Regions from separate parts of the Homo sapiens genome. Here region 2 is linked to region 1. A link is a contact called in ENCODE Hi-C data. All regions are on one chromosome and are shown on one strand. The core of a region is the stretch at or near the end of the contact, and the rest is flanking DNA. Distances in the headings are between cores, read along the strand shown.

What was found. A loop is a pair of places that touch in the nucleus more often than their neighbours do. Pooled maps may share reads with other maps.
Region 2: a loop to region 1 is called in a map of left cardiac atrium, with 2.1 times the contacts of the local background. The contact joins two enhancer-like sites. A Hi-C loop is called at or near these places in 4 of 168 maps with a recorded cell type or tissue (OCI-LY7, endothelial cell of umbilical vein, heart left ventricle and 1 more) and 3 of 50 pooled maps.

What each region holds. Positions count from the first base shown.
Region 1 is chr6:170,009,812-170,012,782 of GRCh38, forward strand. No RefSeq gene overlaps it. Among named protein-coding and RNA genes, the nearest start is that of LINC00242, 210 kb to the left of the region's middle. Within about 2 kb of position 1,565, at least 8 of the 41 ENCODE cell types and tissues checked have a DNase peak (open chromatin) inside an H3K27ac peak, as active enhancers do.
Region 2 is chr6:169,830,735-169,833,695 of GRCh38, forward strand. No RefSeq gene overlaps it. Among named protein-coding and RNA genes, the nearest start is that of LINC00242, 33 kb to the left of the region's middle. Within about 2 kb of position 1,382, at least 3 of the 41 ENCODE cell types and tissues checked have a DNase peak (open chromatin) inside an H3K27ac peak, as active enhancers do.

The DNA.
Region 1 (2,971 bases), core at 315-2,814:
TTAATGTGCCACTTTCTCTTAGGTAAAGATGTAGCTATTTTGGAGAAATTTGAATGAATGCTCAGAACAGGTGAATCAGAGTGCAGCATCTTAAGGCTTACCTTCAGTTGCAATACAAGGCACCGACTTTTAAAATTTTTGATAGTTTAAAAGTTATCTGTAATCAAAAATATTTTGGCACCAAGCATGTTCCTTTCTTGTAACCTGTATTCTATGTTCAAAAAATCGTTGAATTCACATCCCCCAGAATAGAAACTCCATGAGAAGAACATTGCGGTTCTTATTGAGAGATGTCTTCTAGGCTCCTAAAATAGTGTCTGATACATAAACATCACTCGAGGAATATTGTTGGATGCATAAACATACCGGGCCCATGGCACATGCATGCACACCACACACAATGTGTTGTCTGCTCCATTAATACTTCCATTACTGGTATGCTGGGATGGTGTAAAGAGTGAACACAACCTGCCCAACACACTTTGTATAGATTTTTCTGGAATATAAGTGGCTCTTTGACTAATTCTAAAGTTTATTCTAAAAGAAATGTAGCTATAAAGTTGCTTCTCATATATAATCAAGTGAAAAGACTAGAACACACAGTAGGATCTAAGGTATGGTCGTAAATTGCTTTAAAAACATATCGACACACACTCCTAGAAGAACGTTGGAAGAATATGCACCCAAGTGTTGGCAGTCAAGATTTTCCCCTCATTCTGTATTTTTGTATTTATATTTTCTCATTTTGAATCAATACGATGCACTGCCTTTGTATTAAGAAGCTAATGGGTACTTTTTTCCTGGGGAGTGTGTTTGGTTTTAGAGCAGGAGTCATCATCTGCCAGGCGTCCGACTCCCCTGCGCTGCCTGCTGATGCTTCCCATCACACCCAGGGCCTGAGGGAGGAAGTGGGCTCCTGCAGCATGGTCAGGGCAGTGAGATGAGGCAGAAGCGGCACTGAGGGGATTCCCTGAGGGACTTGGGGAGGGTCTCCATGCATCCCGCCAAAGGTTGGCGCCTCCTGGGGTCTCGTCTGACCTCCCAGCACCAGGGATGGGGTGCCCCTGCTGGGACCTTGGAGCCTGGGCTCCCTGACGGCTTGCTCTATGTAGCTCAAGGCTCCCCCATTCCATTACTTTGAAAGGGAAAGGAGAGGGAATAAGGACAGAGGGAAGGAGGAGGGAGGGAGGAGGCAGGCGGGAGCTGAAACAACCTCCGGCAGCACATCTGTGGGTGCCAGGCCTCCGAATGCAGCGCTGAGTAAGACGAACTCCCAGCCTTCATGGAGGAGCAGATACCAACTGGCAATTTGCATGATTGATTATTTAGCCACAACTGTGATGAGTGCAACTGAGGACAGGCACAGGGCCTAAGGCGGTGCCCGAGAAGATGCCAGGCCGGGGCTGGGACCGGGCTGAGATCCGAGATTGGGAGGTCCAAGTGTGTCCTGAGTTGCTTATCTCTGCCTGCAGGAGTGTCTGTGAGAAAGAAAAAGGAACTGCAGGTTCCCTCCGTGAACTCCCATAGCCCTGCCCAGTGAGGACAGCCAGGCCTGGCCAACAGCCGGGCCAGCGCGTCTGCCCCCTGGAGCTCTCTCTTCCCTTCAAGCGGGGGCTGGCGGTGGGGAGGTCACAGGCCGGAGCACGAAGTCCTGGCTGCACAAGAGGCTTCCCTGAGGGAGGAAGCTGCTCCCTTCCACAAAGGTCTCTCCAAAGGACCTTCCTAATTTGCTGCTGGCGGAGAGACAAACAACACAGTGGCCATGCCAACTGGGGAGAGAGGCCAAATGGAAAGAAACTACAGGCCACACTGCAAGGTGGTGGGGAAGAGGGCTTTGGCTTGCTTGTCCTTATATGTGGTGAAAACTAGAGCGGCAGCTTTCATCAGGCCAAAGCAGGATGAAAAGGTCAGAGGGAGCATGGCACAGGACAGCATCTGACTGCCAGCAGATGAGCAATGAAGCCAGGATGCAAGAGGATGTGTATGCAGCGGCATTTGGGATGCGGAGAGAAGACGCAAGCCTGGGAAGCGCAAAGGGTTCCGGCCTCATCCATCACATCACCAAGTTCCTATTTTACCCTTGATTCTAAGCAGCAGCTAAATGAGCAGATTAAATACTTAGAAATGCCGCATTGTGGAGTGTGGAGGCCCAACGGCCAGCGAGGAGGCTATAAACAGAGTCAGTGAGAGACGAGGAGAAAACAGTTCTCTAGGAGGCGTCCTTCTCTTCTGCTTTGATGGTTGTGATACAAGCAGGCAGGAAGGATCCATGAGTGAAAGGCATATGTGAAATACAATTTTCAGTTTCCTTCTTTCACAACTGGGTAAAAATAATCATTCACCAAGACAGAGAACAGACAGGAGGAGGAGTCTACATAGGAATATGGTCATTATTGAAAACCGAGGCAAGGGAGAGTCAGTCGAGCTCCAAAGCCCAGACACACATGGGAGCACTGCTAGGAAAAACAGCAAAGTTGTTGAAGACCTAGCATCTACCTTGGCCCCACAACAGACACAGGAACAGCTCTGCCTCCTCGAGTTCTTCAGACTCAGACTGCAGTGCTCTTTGGAAGGAACTTTAGGTAAATACAGAACCAACAAGTCCATCGTCTACGTGTGTAGCTGTGGCTATGGGGCAGAAGATGGTCACTGATGGTGAGAGAGGGAACGGGCTGGTGGCAGGAAGGATCACAAAATGAGGCCTAGACCAATGTCCACATCATGGGATGCTGAGGTGGCCTCTCAGGCAACATCAGATGCAAAACAGATACCAGAATATTCACCCAGGTTGGATTCCTTAGGCCCCTCGTTCTGAAAGCAAAAGTGCTCAGATTCAGTCATGAGAGGGAATGTGAGGACACACTTGTGAGGACCAGGCACCTCACATGTTCAGAAGGTCGGAAAATAGCCTCTGAAAGGTGAATCCTGTGCTTGGCTTGCTGAAGGGGTCCCTGGCAAAGCACAGCCCCAG
Region 2 (2,961 bases), core at 132-2,631, 180 kb before region 1:
TGGTTCACAGATGGAGCCTTCTGGCTGTGCCCCCACGGGGCGGAAGGAACAAGGCAGCTCCCTGGGGCCTCTTTTGTAGGGGCACTAATCCCACCATGAGGCTCCACCCTCCGAACCTCATCACCTCCCAAAGGCCCCACCTCCTAACACTGTCACCTTGTGGGTGAGGTTTCAGCCTAGGAATTTGGGACGCTTGCGCATTCTGCCTGGAGCATTAACCACGTATCTTCCCTGTGTTTGCCAAGGATGTGTCCGGAGACTTTAGTCAGTCCTAAAATTCTCCCTCCCGCTAGTGAGTGACCTGAGCAGTGCATCCTGCAGCAGCCCAGCCCTCAGGTGTTCATCCTCCAGCAGCGCAGCCCTGCCCACCCTCGGGAGGAGGAGGGGCCCGGCGCTGACACCTGCGGCCTTCTCAGTGCCACAGCCGGGCTCTGCATCCCTGCAATGCTCCACAGCTGCAAGGCTGCTCACTCACTTTGCACAGTGGCTCCCAAACCCCATTTGCAATTTTCCCTCCGAGACCCTCACAGCAGCTGGGGCCTCCTCTTCAGGCCATGTGTCCCTTCTTCAAGAGTCAAAATGAGAACAAGTCCGTCTCTTCCTTTTCTTCCTCCAAGCTTGGGGAGGCAGCAGCTTCCTCTCTGGCCCCCAGTTAAGGACCTTCTACCTACGGATTCCCTACATCAAGTCCCTCATGGGAATTATCTGTTCTGGTAGCTTCCGTGGCTTCTTTCTCTTCCCAGACCCTGACAGATGACCACGCGTGGCTTGCTGAAGCCATAGCTGTATGAGGACACTGGCAGAAACGGCTGCTGTTCTTCTTGCTTCCCAAAGGGCAGAGATACCTCGAGTCACAGAAGGATGAGGAAGCGTCTTCTCACACCCCTGACTTCATCTGCTGGGAGCTGGTGGCTGAGGGCGGCTGGTTTGCTCTAACCCTTCAACACCGATGAGTGGAAAGGGCCAAGGAAGCAACCCCCGCAAACTGCCTGGTTGCCAAGAGGTCTCCCAGGTAGGGGACAGACTCGGGTCCTGCCGGCAGCTGCGCAGGGAGGGTCTCCATGACGCAATATCTCCACACCACGGCAGGGGGCGCTGTTCACGTGCGCGAGAACGCTCCTTAGTGACCAGAGCCTTTGCTCCAGGGACAGGAGCTGCCTCAGAGCACAATTTGCTGCTTTGAAAAGGGATTTAGAACAGGAATTCCCTCAGACTTGGTAACAGTAGATGCCGTGTGAGCGGAAGAGCATCTTCAGGGAAAACGTGTGAGAAATGGGGGAGAGGAAACCTGACTCCAAATAAACCAAGAACACGGCAGAAATTAAGGAGCTCGCAAAAGCTGTGAGAGGGCAGCGAGTTGCCAGTTCATATAAATGAAGAGATCAGCAGAGTCCACCGCCGACTGGTTGCGAAGAAGTCTAAAAACAGACCCAAGGATTCGGAAATTCGGGGCCGTCGTAGAGCCACTCATTTCAGTAGAACAGTAAGTGCAGAAACCAGATTTATACACACAGGTATATACATGGATACACACATCTATACACACACTAGTTTTCTATTTGTGTTTTAAAATTTAACTTTTTATTTTGATGTTTAAAGAGTACATACAAATGTAGAAAGGACTGTGTAATGAACTCCCATGTACCAAGTACCACCTGATTAATAATTAAGTGGCTTATGACTAATAATTATTGACTCACGACTCAACTTGTTTAATCAGTTTCTGCCTGTCCCCACTCTCTATCTCTCTTTCTCTTTGGATTGGAGTATTTTCTGGCCATCCCAAAAGATATAATTTTATGTAACTACTGTGTCTCTAATGGATAAGGGCTTTTTAAGAGCAGCAGAGGGAGAGAATTGGGACAGAACCCAGAGCCACAGGGAGAGCTGTGTCCTTGAGCAGCACAGATCCGAGGCAGCGCCTCTGGTTGCCCAGCTAGTTTAGAAGCATGATCAAACATGTGACATGAGAAGCAATATTTACCCTTCTAAAATGTGGCTTCAAGGATAGATTGGTTTAAGCCAAGCCTCCTTTACTTTTCCAAATAAGAACAGACACACACTGATAGGAAATGAAACAGGAAATGGCCCCCCTGGCTAATGTGTGGGTAGGGTGAGATGATTCCTTTAACTTGCTCAGCATGAGTGCCTTCTCAGGATGTGACAGGAGTTCATGTCGGGATTTAAGAACATGGACTTCTTGGATCTGTTGGTTGTATGTTCTTGGGAAAGTTACTTATGCCTCAATTTCACCTGCAAATTGGGGTTAATAATGTTTAAGGTCACAAGGTTGTTCCAAGGATAACACGAGAGGGTGCATGTAAAGAGGTGGGTGTAGCACCTGCCGTGTAAGAACTGCTCAGCCTACATTAGCTGTAATGACGATTGGTGAAGACACCCGCTTGTTAACTGTTGTGTTCTGTGAGCCCCCCAGAAGCACCTTGTCCGTAATTATCACACAGAAGGCCTTTTCCTCCACTTTCACCGTACACAGAAATAATATGTAAGGCCCAGACTTAAAATGTAGGCTGTCATTTTTTTCCTACTCGAAAATAATAGAGAGAAACATTTCTTTTTTTCTTTTTATTTCTAGTGCACCTATATATGTGTAAGAATGGTTTATTACTCTCGATCTTCTAAGTTAATTTTGGGGGAAAATAGTAACTCCTTCAAGACTCTAGAGTTTCCTTTAGCCAATTAGACATTGTGATGACTCATCTGAGAGAGTATGAGTAGGCTGCTTATGAAATTTATTCTGCCACCCAAAGATGATAAACTTAAAGAAGTCCCTCACCCAGACACAGCATAATAAAACAGCTGAAAACCAAACACGAAGAAATCTTAAAGTCAGCCAGAGGAATCAGCACGTGACGCACAGGGAGCAAAAATCCAAAGGAGCGTGGATTCACCTTCAGGAGGAGCCCTGGAGTCCTCAAAGTGGCACAGCAGGCCCAGAGCATG